2 separate regions of the Mus musculus genome follow, and region 2 is linked to region 1. The links are chromatin loops, found by intact Hi-C in ENCODE. Cell type or tissue: heart. All regions are shown on one strand. Each heading gives the region's core, and the rest is flanking DNA. Links, peaks and the distances in the headings are about the cores only.

Evidence for each region. Hi-C counts contacts between places; a loop is a spot of excess contacts. Peaks named below come from ENCODE experiments on the same cell type or tissue, not always from the same donor. Only the 100,000 strongest peaks of a DNase experiment are listed, where the experiment ranks them.
Region 2: it touches region 1 in a loop (11-fold over the local background); 12 of 42 quality-filtered maps call a loop at or near these places.

The regions. Positions count from the first base shown.
Region 1 is chr9:15,677,551-15,685,890 of GRCm38, reverse strand. It overlaps Gm35225 (a long non-coding RNA gene), which reads right to left. Exons shown (of 3, transcript XR_379172.2): 3 at 8,327-8,340. It also overlaps the pseudogene Gm5119. Among named protein-coding and RNA genes, the nearest start is that of Gm35225, 11 kb to the right of the region's middle. In heart, for the core only: CTCF peaks have their summits at 499 (motif pointing left) and 3,849 (motif pointing right); a DNase peak (open chromatin) is centred at 3,850.
Region 2 is chr9:15,429,848-15,438,187 of GRCm38, reverse strand. It overlaps Gm39294 (a long non-coding RNA gene), which reads right to left and starts at 6,000. Exons shown (of 4, transcript XR_870550.1): 1 at 5,844-6,000. In heart, for the core only: a CTCF peak has its summit at 3,817; no DNase peak of the experiment used is centred there.

The sequences.
Region 1 (8,340 bases), core at 279-8,278:
ACCCCTAAAATTCTTGAAGAGGACTCTGGACTTAGCTGCTATATCATGCTCAAGCAAACCCTACTCTCCGCCGAAGCAGGATTAGAAGGCTGCAATGCATGGGTCAGGTACTCCATTTTGGTTCAGGAGGGATCAGGAGCAGGCTTCGCTCTTCATTCATGGAGGGCTTGAGTCCTAGAGATTCTCAAAGATGTAGTGGCAGGAGCCTTGCACGGTCCTGACAAATAGCAAACGCTTTGTGAATACTAATTCCCCACTATTTCTTTAATGGATACAGGTGTTTCTATAAGTTCTAGTGACAGAGTATAAAACATTAAGATCTACTTTTTAAATCTAGAGTTAGTTGTCTCGGGATAGTAGTTACAGCACCTCATGGCATATATCACAGTCTCAATATGCTATACCCTTCAGGGTGTCAGGCCCCACCACCCTCAGAAGTCTCTCTCCAGCCCAGGCCGGAGAGTGATGGTTAACAATGCTGTGGGCTTTGCTGCCCCCTTGTGGGAAGTTGAATTATTACTAACTGAGCTAAGAACAATTGCAGACGTCTGCTGATAGCAGAGGTCTGTGTGAGGTTGAATACAAAATGCAGCAAGTTCCCTGCGAGCTGCCCAGTTACAAACCCACAGATGTAGAGAACATTCCTTAGTAACCTGGTCACTGAAACAAGTCTGAGGCACTGAGCCTTTGACTGGTAACTTTTAGACAGATGCTTGCTACTGTAATTCCTGACAGGAAGGAACAGTGCCTACTCAAAAAAATAAAAATAAAAATAAATCACCCTAGCCAGTTAATCACATTTGCCATGTTTTCAATCATAATTTCTTACCTTATTTTTGGAAGGACTTATGCAGTGGCGTACATTTTAAAGTGGCGTACATTGTTCTTCTCATGAAGAACAATGCATCTTGGAGCTGGAGGGGTTAGGGACACTCCACCTCCTGAGTTCTTAGCCTGGTCCCTTGGATGCTGTGGTGGGATCATCAGGAAAGACCTTAGAATAGACAGTATATCTGTTGCCTTTCCTATTACTGTGTTAAAATACCCTGAAAAAAGCAAGGAGACAGGTATTTGTCTCACAGTTCAAAGGTATACAGTCATCACTGAGGGGACCTTGCAGTTATATTGCTTCCATAGTTAGATGATGAATGTTTCCAATCAGCTCATTTTGTCCTTCTTATTCAGCCTGTCCTGTGGAGCAGAGCTGCTTACAGCAGCCCAGTCACCCACCTCAAACTAATCATGACAACCCACCAACGACCTGCTCAGAGTTAGCGTAATTCAGAGAATCCCTCACAGGTGTGACTCGAGACTTGACATTACAGGGATTCTGGATCCTGCCTGGTTGACAGTCGGTCAATATTAACCATCACTGAAGGTAACGGCTCTGCATGTTTAAAATGTCTGCTCGCCTAGATTGGAAAGTAGAGATGAAAATGAGGTTTCTGTAAAAGTCAGCTTGATGGCTGATGAGTTTCTTGAAGTTACTTACAGGTGCATGGGTAGCTCACAGGCAGCTCCACTGCCCAGAGGTCCCTGTCAGCTTACAGGCAGTCACATCACCAAACAGTCCCAGCCCGGTGCTTTACAGCCTCTGTGTCCTCTCTAAGGAAAGGGGACCGGGAAGGATGTCATTAATGCCCCTGAGCCCTGAGCCTCGTGAGCCTTCCACCTCCCTCCACAGGGAAACCTTACAGACCCAATCTCATGAGCATCTCCTCAGGTGGTCAGCGCTGCTCTGATTCAAGAGCAAGAAAAACACAGAACAAGCTCAGCAATATATGTATCTACTACTTTCAATTTCTTTGAAGTAATTATTTCAACCTGTCACTTGTCACTTTAGGCTACTGTTAAATGTTCTTCCCTTTTCATTTATGTATGTGTCCATTCATGTGCACCACATGTGTGATCCCCAGGAGCTAGAATTACGGGTGGTCATGAGCTGACATGAGTGTGCTGAGAGCCGGCCCTGGGTCCAAGTGTTCATATATATATATACATATATATATATATATATAATTTTATTACAAATTTTAAAAAATGCAGAATCCTAAAAAAATCTTTTTACTGGTAATACAGATTCTTATAAAGTTATTTTTGCTACCATAAGAAGTTAAACCATTAAATATTTAGAAACATTCAACATCAAAAGTTTTAAATCTAACTGTACGTTGTAGCCCCTGAAAAAGCTACAAACACGTTTTTAAAAGTATTTTCTCTACAAAGAATCTCATCAGCTACACAAAAATCTGTTCAGTTTTTATACTGAAGCTAATGTGCTTGAATTTCACATTCTTAGCAAAATAATTGCCTGAGCACAGATACTCCACACTTCATGACAGCCACTTATTCTTCCTCTTCCTCTTCCTCTTCCTCTTCTCCCTCTTCATCATCTTCCTCCTCCTCCTTCTCTTCCTCCTCCTCCTCTTCCTCCAGTCTTCTTCTTTGAGCCCACTGGCCTACCAGAACCCTTCTTTCCTGTTTCACTTTTGCCCTCGCCATGGTATGCAGCAATATCCTTTTCACATGTCTCCTTTAGTTTAGCTACTTTCTGCTCATTCAGTTGTTTATCTTTGGCAAATTGTTCAGACCACATCATACCCAGTTTCTTTGCAGTATCTCCAATAGACAGGCAAGGGTGTTCACTTTTGATTTTTGGGCAATGTTCAGAGCAAAACATAAAGAAGGCAGATGGCAGTCTCTTCAAAACATTTGGATCTTTTTTCTTTCCTGTCTTATCACCTTTGGGAGGAACATTGTTCTTCATCTCCCTGTCATAACCAGCTTTGTCGCTCTTGGCCAAATCTTCAAACTTCGACTTTTCGTTTGCAGACATGGTCTTCCATCTCTCGAAGCATTTCTTGGAGAACTCAGCGAAGTTAACCGACGAATCGGGATGCTTCTTCTTGTGCTCCTCCCAGCAGGTCTGCACGAAGAAGGCATACGAGGACATTTTGCCCCGTGGCTTGTTGGGGTCACCCTTGTCCATGGTGATGGCATGGCGTCTACCAAAAATTCTGCCCACCCTCTAAGGCCTCCTAAGTGGCCATGCAGAAGCTCTACAGACACACACACACACACACACACACACACACACACACACACACACACAGAGAGAGAGAGAGAGAGAGAGAGAGAGACTTGGGCCGCCAAGCCTGGGGACTCAGCTGATTCAAGAGCAAGTGTTTTTTTTTGTTTTGTTTTGTTTTGTTTTGTTTTGGTGCTCCAGTCCATAAAAAGTCCTTTCTTAATCCCACATTCTATAAACCTCTTTAATTTTCCCAACAGGAAACTCCATTTCTGGAAGACTCTACACTTGCTTGGCTGATCCTAAAATCCACAAAACATAGTTTGCAAGTTGCTGCACACACCCTTACTCCCAACACTGAATGTGTATGCTTCCGTTTGCTTTTACACTGGGAAAATGCCTCTTTCCAGACATAAGATTTAGGGATAGTGTGTTTCGAGTATACAGCAGAGCTTTGAAGTCTGCCAATTCATCACATGGCATTCTTTGATTTCAACAGTGTGTCAAAGTCAGCTATGCAAGCCTGCGGTGGGAGGTGGGAGGGGTGGGCCAGCAGGAGTCCAAGAGAAGACAGCCTTGCAGTGCAGAGAGAGGGAATGTGCCTTCTTCTGCCTGACTCCCTGGTCTGTACTGTACATGCACACTTACAAAAAGACCCTCTGCCCTTGCCTGGATGAGGCTGGGACAGCCAGAGGGAGGGGCCCCTGGAGTAGGTAAGCCTTTCCCTTCTACACAGTCACTACTCTCTCCAGCAGGAAGCTGGGCTTCCAAGCAGGCTTGGGTCTCAAGGATCCTAATCCTGACAGACACTAGGCAGACTGTCCTCATGGTGGCAGTGTGGCCTTAATTAGCAGCTGCTGGTACCTGCAGGACTGCAAAGATGCTCAACATGGCCTGCTGATGCTGGGCCTGCTGTGAGTGAATGCTGGTGTTTCTGAAGGACTCTGTTCCCAGTTCTTCAGACTAGTGTGTGTGTGTGTGTCACTTTATAACCTACTATACATAAAAGCTCAGGTACAGGGGGATACAAGATTTATCTTTGGTTTTAATAATTTATATTCTGCCCCAGGACCTGGGGTTTAAATGCCCAGTCAAAGAGAGGTGACTTGTTACTGCAGTCAGCACTGAGTGCTGCAGTGGTGGAAATGGAGGGTCACATAAAGCAAGACAAAGTCTTCAAATCTCATCTTAAACGTGGCTTCCATCCTAATTGCTGGCTCTGGCCCTTCAGTCGGGTTGTATGACCCTGTTCTGTGGCACCTCAGTTCCCTGTGTGTCTCTCTTTTTTTTTTTTTCCTGTGTGTCTCTCTTATGTTATTGTTCCTTGATTCGCTTTTTCATTTCCTTCCAGATGGAACAAGATGCTCTGACAGGAGGGGCTTCTGTCCAGTCCCGAATCACATCCCCAGCATCCATCATTAAAGTTGTGCTTATGGTAGGAAGCTCATAAACGCTACTGAATGAAGGGGAATGAGGGTTCCATAGTGCCTGCAGCACACACACACGCACACACACACACACACACACACACACTGTCTGTATTTTTCTAAACCAAAGAAAAATATCAGTTTACCAAGCTTTTGGCTCCTAAAGGCCATACCAAAGTTCTATGGCAAGTACCCCTGGGGAAGTGAGAAGGAAAGGCCTGCAGCCCTCCCACTGTCTCCTTTACAGGGGAGCTGCGAGCTGTCCTTGCCAGTTGGGCCATTGTGCTGCCCAGATTATACCAGCACCTGTCTCCAGTATTGCTCTGCCCTGCCTGCTGCACCTCTCATCTCAAAACTGCCCACCAGGAGTGTCTCACTGCTAAGTGAGGCCCAGAGTACACAGGTGCCCTGCCCTCCCCTGTCCCTGGAAAGACACCTCCAGGTCAGGCCACTCCAAGGTTAGCCCCTCTGCTCAATCTCTCCACCCGAGCACCTCTGTGATTCTTCTTGTATGGGAAGAGAGGGGAAAAGATTTCCAAAAGAACACTGGCTGATTGGCAGCTTCAAAAAAGCAAGCACCAGCTGGCCCTGCAAACCCTTCCTATAATAAACAGATGTGTGTCTTTGAGAGGACGCTTTCCAAGATACTTCTGTGTTTCTGTCTTCAAGTAACCAAGCTGCAAGGTGATAAGAATTTAGAAATTCAGAACTTACTTTGAGTCTCAGAAAATGGTCATGCACCACATAATGACATTTTAATCAACAACAACCAATAGGTTGTGCTCCATTACCATCATAATGGAGCTAAAAAATAGCTACCCTTGTGACTTTCATTTCTATGTTTAATATGTTTAGATACACAAATACTTGACATGGCTTATAGTCTACACAATAGCATACAAACCAGGTTTGTAGCCTGGAAGTAATGGTCTGCACTACACAGATCAAGAGTGTAGCGAACTTTACTTCAAAGACCAGTGCAGTGAGCAACACCTCTGAGACGAGGAATACAGCAGACTTTACCTCAGAGATCATAGGTGCAGTGGACTTTACCTCAGAGACAAGGGGTGACTTGACAGGAATACAGCAGACTTTACCTTAGAGACCATAGGTGCAGTGGACTTTACCTCAGAGACCAGGGGTGACTTGACAGGAATACAGTAGACTTTACCTCAGAGATCATAGGTGCAGTGGACTTTACCTCAGAGACCAGGGGTGACTTGGACTTTACCTCAGAGACCAGAGGTACAGTGGATTTTACTCAAAGACCAGGAGTGCAGTAAGATCCATATCAAAGACCAATGTATAGACTTTGCCACAGAGACCAAGTGTGTCATGTCAGAGGCTCTACCATTTGAAGTGTAAGAGTATTATGTAATGTTACCACAACAAAAATTTAGACAATGTGCATCTCAAGGTGGGTCCCAAAGTCAAACAGCTCATGACCATGCTTACATTCTATGAGACTTAATGAAGATCGTGTCTTTGAGATCTCCTTGGGAATGGAAGGCCTGTATAAACATAGAAGATTTTTATCATCAACTGGTGATTTCTGTATTCCTCAGCCAGAAAGATGACATGATAAATGACTTCTGGGGGCTATTCCAATTCTCCCATGATAGCGTTTTAGCTTTAAAAAAAATCATTCCGTAGCTCTCCATTAGTCTAGAAAGCACTGCTGTCCTTAAGAGGCACCCATCCGGGAGTTATCACATCTTTCTCTTTCATCCTGCCCTCAAATTCAATTCTGAGGTCTTAAAGTGTTTGACCTGAAGCTAGTTGTGAAGGCAGTAGACAAAGAAGAAGCACCATAAGTCTCTGCGTTCTCAAATCCTATGACTTATCAAGGCCCCTGTATGATAACAGCAAACATCTGTGTCGGCCTCTTTTTAACCTTTTCATTTGGAGACCATTTGCTTGGCACCTACTGTATACATGTGTCATTCTCAATATTTCTTATGTTGATAACTGACCAACAAAAAACCCAAGTACTGTTATGAAAATACCTGATATTTGGTACTTTTAGCTCACGGATCTCTTCACTTTCTCCACAAAACACCCCCAACACTATAAATGCATCCTTCAGAGCCCCAGTTACAGGTAGCAGAGATGGCTCGGTGTCCTCAGCAAGCACAGGGACCTACATACAGATCCCCAGAACCAATGTAAAACTGGACTTAACTGTAATCCCAGTGCTAGATGAACAGAGACAGGTGGAATTTAAAAATGTAAAGACTTGTAATGTCCAAGAATCCTCTAGTCAGCCATCCTTGCTGAATCAGTGAGCTTTGGGCTCAGTAAAGAGTCCATGTTTCAAAAAATAAACTAGGGAAAGTCATAGATGAAGACAGCCCAATGTCAACCTCTGGTATGTGAGCATGCGTGCTTGTGTACATGTGCGCGCGCGCGCGCGCGCGCGCGCGCGCGTGTGTGTGTGTGTGTGTGTGTGTGTGTGTGTGTGTATGTGTGTGTGTGTATACTAATACACACATACACATGACACCCCCATTATGCACATACTAGCATTACACACTGAGCCCCAACCCCTTTTCTCTGTTTTCTCTGTCTTTGAATGCTCTAGGGAGAATGTGCCACCACCTCCTCGTCAAGGTTCTCCACTGCGCCACAGCCTGTTTAGTTGATATTATTAGAGGAAAGGATTCTGAACGCCCGAGAGAAACAGCTCAGAATAAAATCTCAGCATGATACAGAATAGAAATGTTGATCTCATGAGCAGCCACCTGCTCTGCAGTAGCTGGAGACACAGCCAGATATGATGCAGGGATGGGAACACTGAGGCTGCATGTCTGCCGCTCAGACGATGAACATACAGAGGAACCATTTCATCTTAATAATGAAACCATTGGCAACACAGTAGGAATTTGTTCTGGGCCTGCCATTCCTTGCTTCTTTTCCTATTAAGTCTTTCTGTTTTACCTGCTGCTTCTCCAAAAACCCACCTGGGTTTGGTTCTCTGTTTTTCTAACCCCACTCTTCCAGTCCAGCAGGTACAAAGTCAAGCAGCCCCCTGAGGGTTGAGTGAGGCTTATGGGAAAGATGGAAAAGAAGACTCAGAGACAAAGGTTAGAAATCGGTAGGGCTGTCCAGTCAGTACTGCAGCAGCCTCGAATTGAATTCTCTTAGGCTTTAGATATTTTACAGTATTGTGGGAGACAAAGTCACAAGCCAGCTGAGACAATGGCTAATGCACATTTGATATCTGTACACATCTGAAGGCCTCCCTATTCCTCCCTGTTTCTTCCTCCAAGATTAATAGAACATTCAACCCCTTGCCTTGAGCTTCAAGTGTACCTCCTCTTATTGTTCCATGAGTCAGCAAGCCAAGAAATCTGTCAGTAGACCCTGGCCTGACCTGACTCTGCCTGACAGGCAGACTTTCACAGAAACAGGCAAAATGGCTCCCAAAACCCCACTCCCTATGAAAGTTGCTATGGAAGAGGCAATAGGACCAGCTACCCAGGGAAGAAACTCTCCAGCCTTTGTGTGGCCCCTAGAAATTCCAATATCTACACTAGTTTTATTTCATTTTGAATATTCATGTAAATGTGACCACAAGCTGTGGAGTATTTTCACGTCTGGCTCCCTTTGCCCACACCAGATTGGCCTGTGGGAAAAGCTGTGGGGTATTTCTTCTTTAATGATTGCTGTGGAAGGACCCAGCCCACTGTGGGTGGTATTACACCTGGGAAGTCCTGGGTTGTATAAGAAAGCAGGCTGAGCAAGCCAGGAGGAGCAAGCAACATTCTTCCATGGCTATGGCTTCAGCTCCTACCTTGAACTCCTGCCCTTGACTCCCCCAGTGACCAACTATGACCTGAGTTATAACATGAAATAAACCCTTTCCTCCACAAGTTGCATTGGGTC
Region 2 (8,340 bases), core at 213-8,212, 250 kb after region 1:
GGAAACAAGGTCTGAGCCAGCCTGCTCAATGCTGGGAGGAGGGCCCAGTTCCTCACTTTTTATTTATTAAAAGTTAGCTGGACTGGGCCATAAAATTTACTTATGTTCCATGGTCCTGCCTGGGAATTATGGTGACTAGAGGCCACGCATATCTTAGGACTGAATGTATTGGACTCTTTGTGACCCGTCTCAGAGAACACGTGCAGCTTATTTGTATTTCTTTGCATAAACACGGCATTTTAGCGTTTATTATGAACAAACACAGCCTCTTGGCACATTCTTCTGTCTTAGGATGAAAAAAGCCATAGCCAGTGGCCTGTCTTCAGTTGCTAGCCCTCAAAGCACACTTTTTCCCCATTCAGACCAAAGCCACGATATACACTTAATGAATCTCTTCATAGCAATGAATAACTGCCATCTGAGCTTTGATGAAGGCCAGCCTGTAACCGACCTGCTTGAAATACAAACTCAAAAGCTAAAAGCAACAGGATTAAAATTGTCTGTGGGTATGTCACAGGAATTCGATTCAGTTGCAAATTGGCAAGATCAGACAAAGTTTGGCCACCAGGTGTTGGGGAGGTGGCTCTGAGAATCAACAGAAAAACTGTTACTTCTCAGGTAAATAGTGCTAAGAGCCAGGTAAGCTGGCTGATAAAGATTTTTAGCTATCTTCATAATTGGAATCTCCAATATTGGATTTATTTCTAGGCTAGTCCATAATTGAGTCAGAATAACTGGTCACATTAAAGGAAAGAGAAGAGTCATTATAAATCCTTCTCTTGATTAATTTTTCTAAATCAGTTTTCACAGTCTCTTATGTTCTCTGTCCCATGAGGTTAAAAAGCTTGAAACAAGGCAGCTTGTCTAATCTGGAAGATAGGCAAGCAAAGATGGGTCAGGAACATACACCCAACACAGCTTTCTTGTCACACTGTCAAAGTACTCAGCAAGCTCACAGGTCAGCACCATCCTTTTGTGTCAGCTTGTCACACCAGTCACTCTGGCAGCTAGCAAGCTCCTGCAGCATTCTGTGGAAAAAGCACAAACACACCGTCTTCCCCACATTAAATACCTGACTAGGATCGTGCCATATGCCAATAAGTGGATACTTTTATCTCTCCAATGCATGAGTATGCCTAGTTATAGGATGCTATAGACACCCAGCAAAGAGTTCTTCACATCCAAACTTTAAAATTTTAAAAATAAAAAGAGTGATTTAAAAAATGTGCACAGGAATATAATTCCCCCTTTTTTGTTTTTTAAGAAGATATAGTTTTAAAGTTCCACAATACCTTGTCCTTGAGAATTATTTAAAAAAAAAAAACAAAACAGTAACATGGGTAACATTAAATTGTTGACATAACATCTCAAATGCTTGACTGAAGTAGCCAGTTCCAATATCTGTTTTAATATGATTTGGAACACCAAGTATAAAAGAAAATTAACATAGGCAATGACTAATTATACTTTTAGTTGCTTCTCTTGTCAGAGGTTGCAACTAGAAAGCCTGAAAAGGTATCAATAGTCACATGTGCATAGTTTATTTTTCTAAAATCAGAAATATGAGTATCCATTTGCAATAATTGATTAAGTATATGTCCTCGAGAATTAATACCATTATGTGGAGCAGGTAGAAACTGAGGACACTGAAAACAAGTTTTTACAATTTGACATGCACTTTCTCTAAAAATAACAAATTATTATTCAAGCCATTACTATTTTGATGATGTAAAGAATGAGATTATGCTGGGCGTGGTGGCGCACGCCTTTAATCCCAGCACTCAGGAGGCAGAGGCAGGCGGATTTCTGAGTTCAAGACCAGCCTGGTCTACAATGTGAGTTCCAGGACAGCCAGAGCTATACAGAGAAACCCTGTCTCGAAAAACCAAAAAAAAAAAAAAAAAAGAATGAGATTATATGGCCAATTGTTCTTGTGTAAAGCCTATAATCTGCCTGGGATACAAATTTGGGGTGGCATTGCCTTAAAGGGTCTTGTCCAGGCAGTCCAGGATGGGTTCTTAAATGTCCAAGGACAGTGCTTCAAAGGAACAGTATTTTCTCTTAACTTGAGTTATATATTCATAAACAATTGCAAAATTTGAGAATTAGCAATATCTAAAAAAGGAACAATTTCAAACAATTGTAAGCCGATATGTGTGTGTGTGTGTGTGTGTGTGTGTGTGTGTGTGTGTACATACATATATATTGGCTATCAGTATACAAATTAAAGCTTGATTTTTCAACATTTCAAAACACTGGCTATAGCATGCAATTCAGTTATCTGTGCTGAAGCAAGAGGGAGCTCAAAAGTACAAGCATGTGACCCAATCACATATACTTCTCTTCCATAGAAGGACTGTTTTTGAACACAGTAGATGTATTCTTTATGGGATGCATGCATTAATTTATAGGAAATGCAAAAGCATGCATAGAAGCATTTTTTAACAACTTGTCTTTTAGATAATGATTATCAATTTTGCCTAAAATATTTACTATGCAATAGACCAAATATCAATATTCTGGAATAACTGATTTAATTGCTGTTTGAAACAAGGAATAGACATCTCATCAGGTTTTTAAGACATTCTTTCCAAAAATACCTTCATGATTCTATCCTACAAATTTTTATTAACACCACAATAGCTTCATAATAGGATGTTAAGACTTTACTTGGAGATGAAGAAAGATGAATCCACATTAATGCTCTCTTTTGCCAAAGAATTGCTGTGGGCACATTGAGTAATAATAACTAACATTTGATTACAAGTGCTAACAATTGATTACAGAAGCTTCCTCTACTTTCTGCAAAGCTATTTGTCTCTCACCAGTTAATTTGCATCTCCCTTGCTAACATCCAACAAAGCCTTAAGTCATCCTGCGGTGAGCTTAAAGTGAGGTCTTAGCCAATGTACATCTCCTGGAAGCTTTTGAAAATAATTTGAAGTAAGCAAATCCTCATTTCTTTCTCAAATTTTCTGTGCCAAAATTTTTCTAGGATATAATTGAGGCCCTAAATATTGAAAAAGATATTACCTATGGGGCTGGAGAGATGGCTCAGAGGTTAAGAGTACTGACTGCTCTTCATGAGGTTCTGAGTTCAATTCCCAGCAACCACATGGTGGTTCACAACCATCTGTAACGGGGTCTGATGCCCTATTCTGGTGTGTCTGAAGGGAGCAATGGTGGTGTACTCATATGCCTAACATAAATAAATAAATCTTTAAAAAAAAAAAAAACGATATTACCTATGAATCTTTTCTGGAGCAACAACTATTCCCCAAAATTTTAAATCTTGTTGTGTAAGAGCAAAGGTTTGTAGTAAATTTCCCTTCATAGGCATTAGCTAATAAAATACTTTCCATATAAGAAACAATATACACTGAAAGACTCAAAGTTCTAGCTTCTTGTATTGAAGTTGAGACTAATTTTTTTTTTTTTTTACATAATGTAAGGCTATTAGCCATTCCTAGAGGCAAAACTTTCCAATGATCGCCCGCGAAAAACATGCACACGGGACACAAGATCCTTCCATAGCTAATCTTTTATTACATGTTGATGAGAAAAGACAAAGAGGGCTCAGAAACGTGTTGGCTTAAATACCCGCTGGTGTGACGTGTCTAAATACGACTGGTAGCTTCACCCACGATCTCATACACCCCAGGGATTGGCTAGTGCCCCAGGGGATGGGCTAGTGCCCAGGGAAATGGGCTAGTGACTTTGGCGGGCTTTTGCTCCTAGTACATGCGCACATAGCTTGCTCTTTGTTTAGGTGGCATAAGGCACTGCGGAGCCAGCGCCATCTTATGATGGTAAATGTTATTGCGGCTCTCCACAGATCACAAGCTCACTAGAAGCAAACCCTTTACAATGATCAGAATGCAAAGGAAAAAACAACCTTCCATATCCATAATAATTCTATATGGAGTGGGCAGGCCAGAATGCAATAAATACCCTTAGAAGTTCCACAGCCTCATTGACCTTTCATAAAACTTAAGTTTAAGCTTTATTTTGAACACCTGGATAGATATTTAATAATGTTATTTTGGCTTAAAAATAATTTCCTGGAAGCAAGGAGAGGCAAGGCTCCCCCAAAATTCCATAGGCAGGGTTTGCAAGACAAAAAAAAAAAAAAAGATTCTACTGTCTGTCTATGCCTCTAATTTTTGGACAGTCTTTCCTAAGATGATTTATACTTAAAACATTCCTTATCACCTCAGCGCTGTGAAAGCATTGCTTGTATGTACTGGAGTCCCCTGCAAGGCAGCAGCCATAGCTAGACTCTGATTGTATGAGGGTCCAATTTCTGCACAAAGATGAATATATCCAGATAAGCCTGTCTTTGCTTTGTATGGCCGGAAGGCTGCAGGGAGCTGCATTAGCACTCTCATAAGATGATTACTCTTGTAATCATCTTAATTACAATATATGGGTGAGTTTAAAATCCTAAGCTTGTGATCAAACTGCAAACTCCAGTCAATGGAACACTGGCAATTTTAACCATATTTTTTTAAGTTTCTTTTGCAATATTAGAGAATAACCATAACTTTTAGAAAGCAAAACCCAATTTTAAACAATCTATTCTCTTTAAAGGCAATACCAGAAGCATCACTTTCACATTACAAAGTTTGACTGCCAGTTCTTACATATGAATGCATGACACTGCAACTTTTAATGCTTCATTAAAGAGACACTGTTTTAAATCTTGTCCCTTATAAGTCTAGTTTCTAGGATAAGAACTACATAAAATATTATCCCAACATAGAAGTATCTTTAGAGGCCTGGTTTCCTGGGCTGGTTCATGCCACTTATTGTTGTTTAAAATGACTCTGACCCTGAATTACCAGTTTTAAGCTAACTTTCTGCTACCAAATCATACCTGATAACTTACAAACCAATACTCTATGACCAAGACATGCAGAGCATATTTATACCTTTAAGACCAGCCAGAAACCAAATGAAGCTGTTTCACAGATCTTATAAATTTAGACCAGACAAATAATTTTTATTTACTAGGTATAATTTCAAGCGAAAAAGTACTTTGTCATTTGCTGAAACCAGTAATCACAATTGCAGAGATTTTTCTAGAAAAAGACAAGGATCAACTAATTTGCCTTAGAACTAAGAAGCTGCTGACTCCTCTTAAAAGCAGCTTTTCAGCAGGGCCTCTCCTGCTGTGCTTGACTCCTGGCTAAGGGTGTGGGGCAACTGAGACTGAATCAAGAGATGGATAACCAGCAGATAAAGTTTTAACCAATTTTTCTTTTCAATATAAAACATAGAACAACAGCCATTCAGACAACAAAACAAAAACAGACATGAATTGACATGTAGACCAGTTGGTGCACAAAAGACAGATACTACAGAGAGGGTAGAGAACCTGATGTAACCGGAACTAAGGATGTCTCCTGTAGGGGCCAGAGAGGAAGCAGGACGTCTCCCGATTTCCTTCTGTCCCTGGGATAGCTCTGAAACCCATTTTCTTCTCTCTTGATCCCTCTCTCTCATGTCATTTGTATACCTAGCATATCCCACGGCCCTTTTTTTGTGTGTGTTTTTGCTTTGTTTGTTTGTTTTTTGTTTTCTATTCTTTTTATTTTATTTTATTATTTTATTTTAAGCCCTACTCCTCCAGCCTGATGCAGTTCTTGACTGTGGAAAAATGCCTGTTTAAAATTTTCCATTTTCCAGTCCCATTTTCCACTGTCAACCCCTAGCTCATAGCTCATACCAGCTCTGGGCCAACGCTGACTCAGTCTAGCCTGTATCCTCTTTGCACCCTTTCGATCAACAGCCTTCAAAAGATGAAATTTGTAGCGCTAACATTAATGTTGTATGTTGCTTACCGTGCAGGATACATCTTCTTCTGTTTTCTGTGAAGCCCAACCAAATCAGTGTCCCTCGGTCGTTCTTTCCTTTTTCGGGCCACTTGTTTTGTGCCACCTGTAGCTGCCAGCAGCTCTGGGTTACTTGGTTCCTGAAAGCAAAGTTGGGGTTGAATGGAAAGGCAGCAAGAGGAATAAGGAGCCAAGACAAAGTTCTCTGATAAAGGCCCAATGTTTACTTATGAGTCTGAGCTTGTAAGGGGCGAAGGCAATCCCCCACTATGCCAGGATGTGGTTGTTTTGTCAGGATCTGTCCGGAAAACAAGCTCAGCTGCTCAGCAGGTAGCTTTTTGCAGGAAGCTGCAGATGTGGCAGATAAAAGACTTTACCTAGGTTGGAAGACTCCACCATAGGTGAGCTAGCAACTGTGGCAAACAAGGTCTGAGCCAGCCTGCTCAAGGCTGGGGGAGGGCACATGTAGATAGGTGTACCTACAGCAGAACTTGGGAAATTTTATTACTGAGACTGGCCTTCCTGGGCAGCTCTTTGCTGTTCCGCACCTCAGAACTGTCGATGCCTGGTCCTTTCCTGAGAGCTCTAGCTTTGCATTCCAGTTACTCCAGCATTGCAGGGACTCTCTTAACTGAGGAAGTCCAGTGTGGTTTCCACCAGGAAATACAGTGTCCAGACAGGCAAGGCCTCTCCACTCCTAGGTGTGTCTCACTATAGAAGATTGCTGTGATCCGGAGAGTTGAGTATATGCTAATTTTAAAAGGCACATATTTTGCATTTTATTTCTACAGAGTTGAAATGTTGAGAGATTTTTAAAAAATAATAGTGTTTTCCACTGTTTAAAAAAAAAATTAGCCCTAAAGTTAATTTATCTGCATCCTTAACCAGTGATGTCATAGCCACGATGACACACAGGCAAGGTGGCCATCCTGCTGTCATTGGGTCTAATTTTTTGACAAATAAGTTATTGGCTGATTCCATGGCCCTAGAGTTTAGATCAAGAGCCTGTTGGCTATTTCTTTATGTTTATTAACATATAGATAAAATAGCTTAGTAACGTCTGGTAGCCCCAAAGCAGGAGCCAACAGTAGGGCCTGTTTTACTTTCTTATTGGATTTTTTTCCTTTGATTTAAGTTTTATTGCATTATGATGAGAAAAGATACATAATTTCAATTTATCTGAATTTAACATTTAAAAACATATAGTAAATAGACTTATATCACATTCTTCTTTCCCTTTTGTACCCCGCTTCTCCTGGATAGTCCCCCTTCAAAACCTGCAATACCTTTTGTTTTTTATCATATTATTTAAAATTTGTAAAATAATGTAACAATAAAAATGAGTATTATAAAAGTTGATATAAAACAACAATCAATTGAAGTCTTATGTAAATGTTTGTCTACAGCAATACTGATAATACATACATTTTTCTCAATGTAAATTTTAAATAACTTCAAATATATTAACTGTATGATATTTTAAAATAATATATCACTATTAGTTTTTTTAGTGAGCATAAATAGATAAAGTCTTTTTGTTTGGTTGGTTTGTTTTGTTTTTAGTAGAGCTTAAAATATTGGCTCTTATGGTGGTACAAACATGAAATAAGAACAGTTTTTGAACATTGGAGTTCATTGTAATAAGACTGTACTTGAATGTCTCTCACATCACCAAAGGACTTTACCTCCATAGTAGCTAAGCTAAGAGTTGACAGTCCTGCTGTGACAAGGAATGAACTGTAGGCACAATTTTTGAATACAGATATTATGCTATGGTCAAAGCTATTTGACTTGAGTGATTGTCGTCATTCTCAGCCCAAAGGGAACAGGTTACATTCATTTAAGAAATGGTGTGGTATTAAGATGGTCTATCCATGAAGTCATTCATCAATTGTTTTAATGAACAATGGTTCTTCTTGGAGGGTGGAACAGACATTAGGTGAGGGTAAGATTTTGGTTCATTGGCTGTGATGATTTTGAAAAGCATTCATCTCAGAATAAGTAACTTATAAAGTCCTCTTCTTCAAAATTGATACAATAATTATAAATATTAGCAAAGCCTTCAGTCTCACTCTTTATTGTTCTGTACAAGCCACTTCCCAAATTAATTGTCTACATTTCTTTTGGTTGTGTAAACAATCCTGAAATATGTAAGCTGTTCTGAAAGCCATAGAATAGTGTAAAAACATCAAATAAACAATCCTACTAATAGAGAGGCCGAGATAGGAGTAGCATGATTTCAAGACCATTATGTGGAACACAGCAAGACCCTGTCATGTACAAACAAGCAGAAAGTATATATGGATTGTACAATATTGGACCTATTTCTCCCATTACCAAATTAGAGAGACCACAAGATGACAGCCGACAAATTTCTAATTCCTCATATTTTTCAATTTCAATCGATTAGGATATGTTGGTAATATTAATTTTCACATTAAGAGATATTAAAGAAAAGTGATTGTTACTTCCTGTTAATTTTCTTGTTAGAGGTGGAATTATGTTT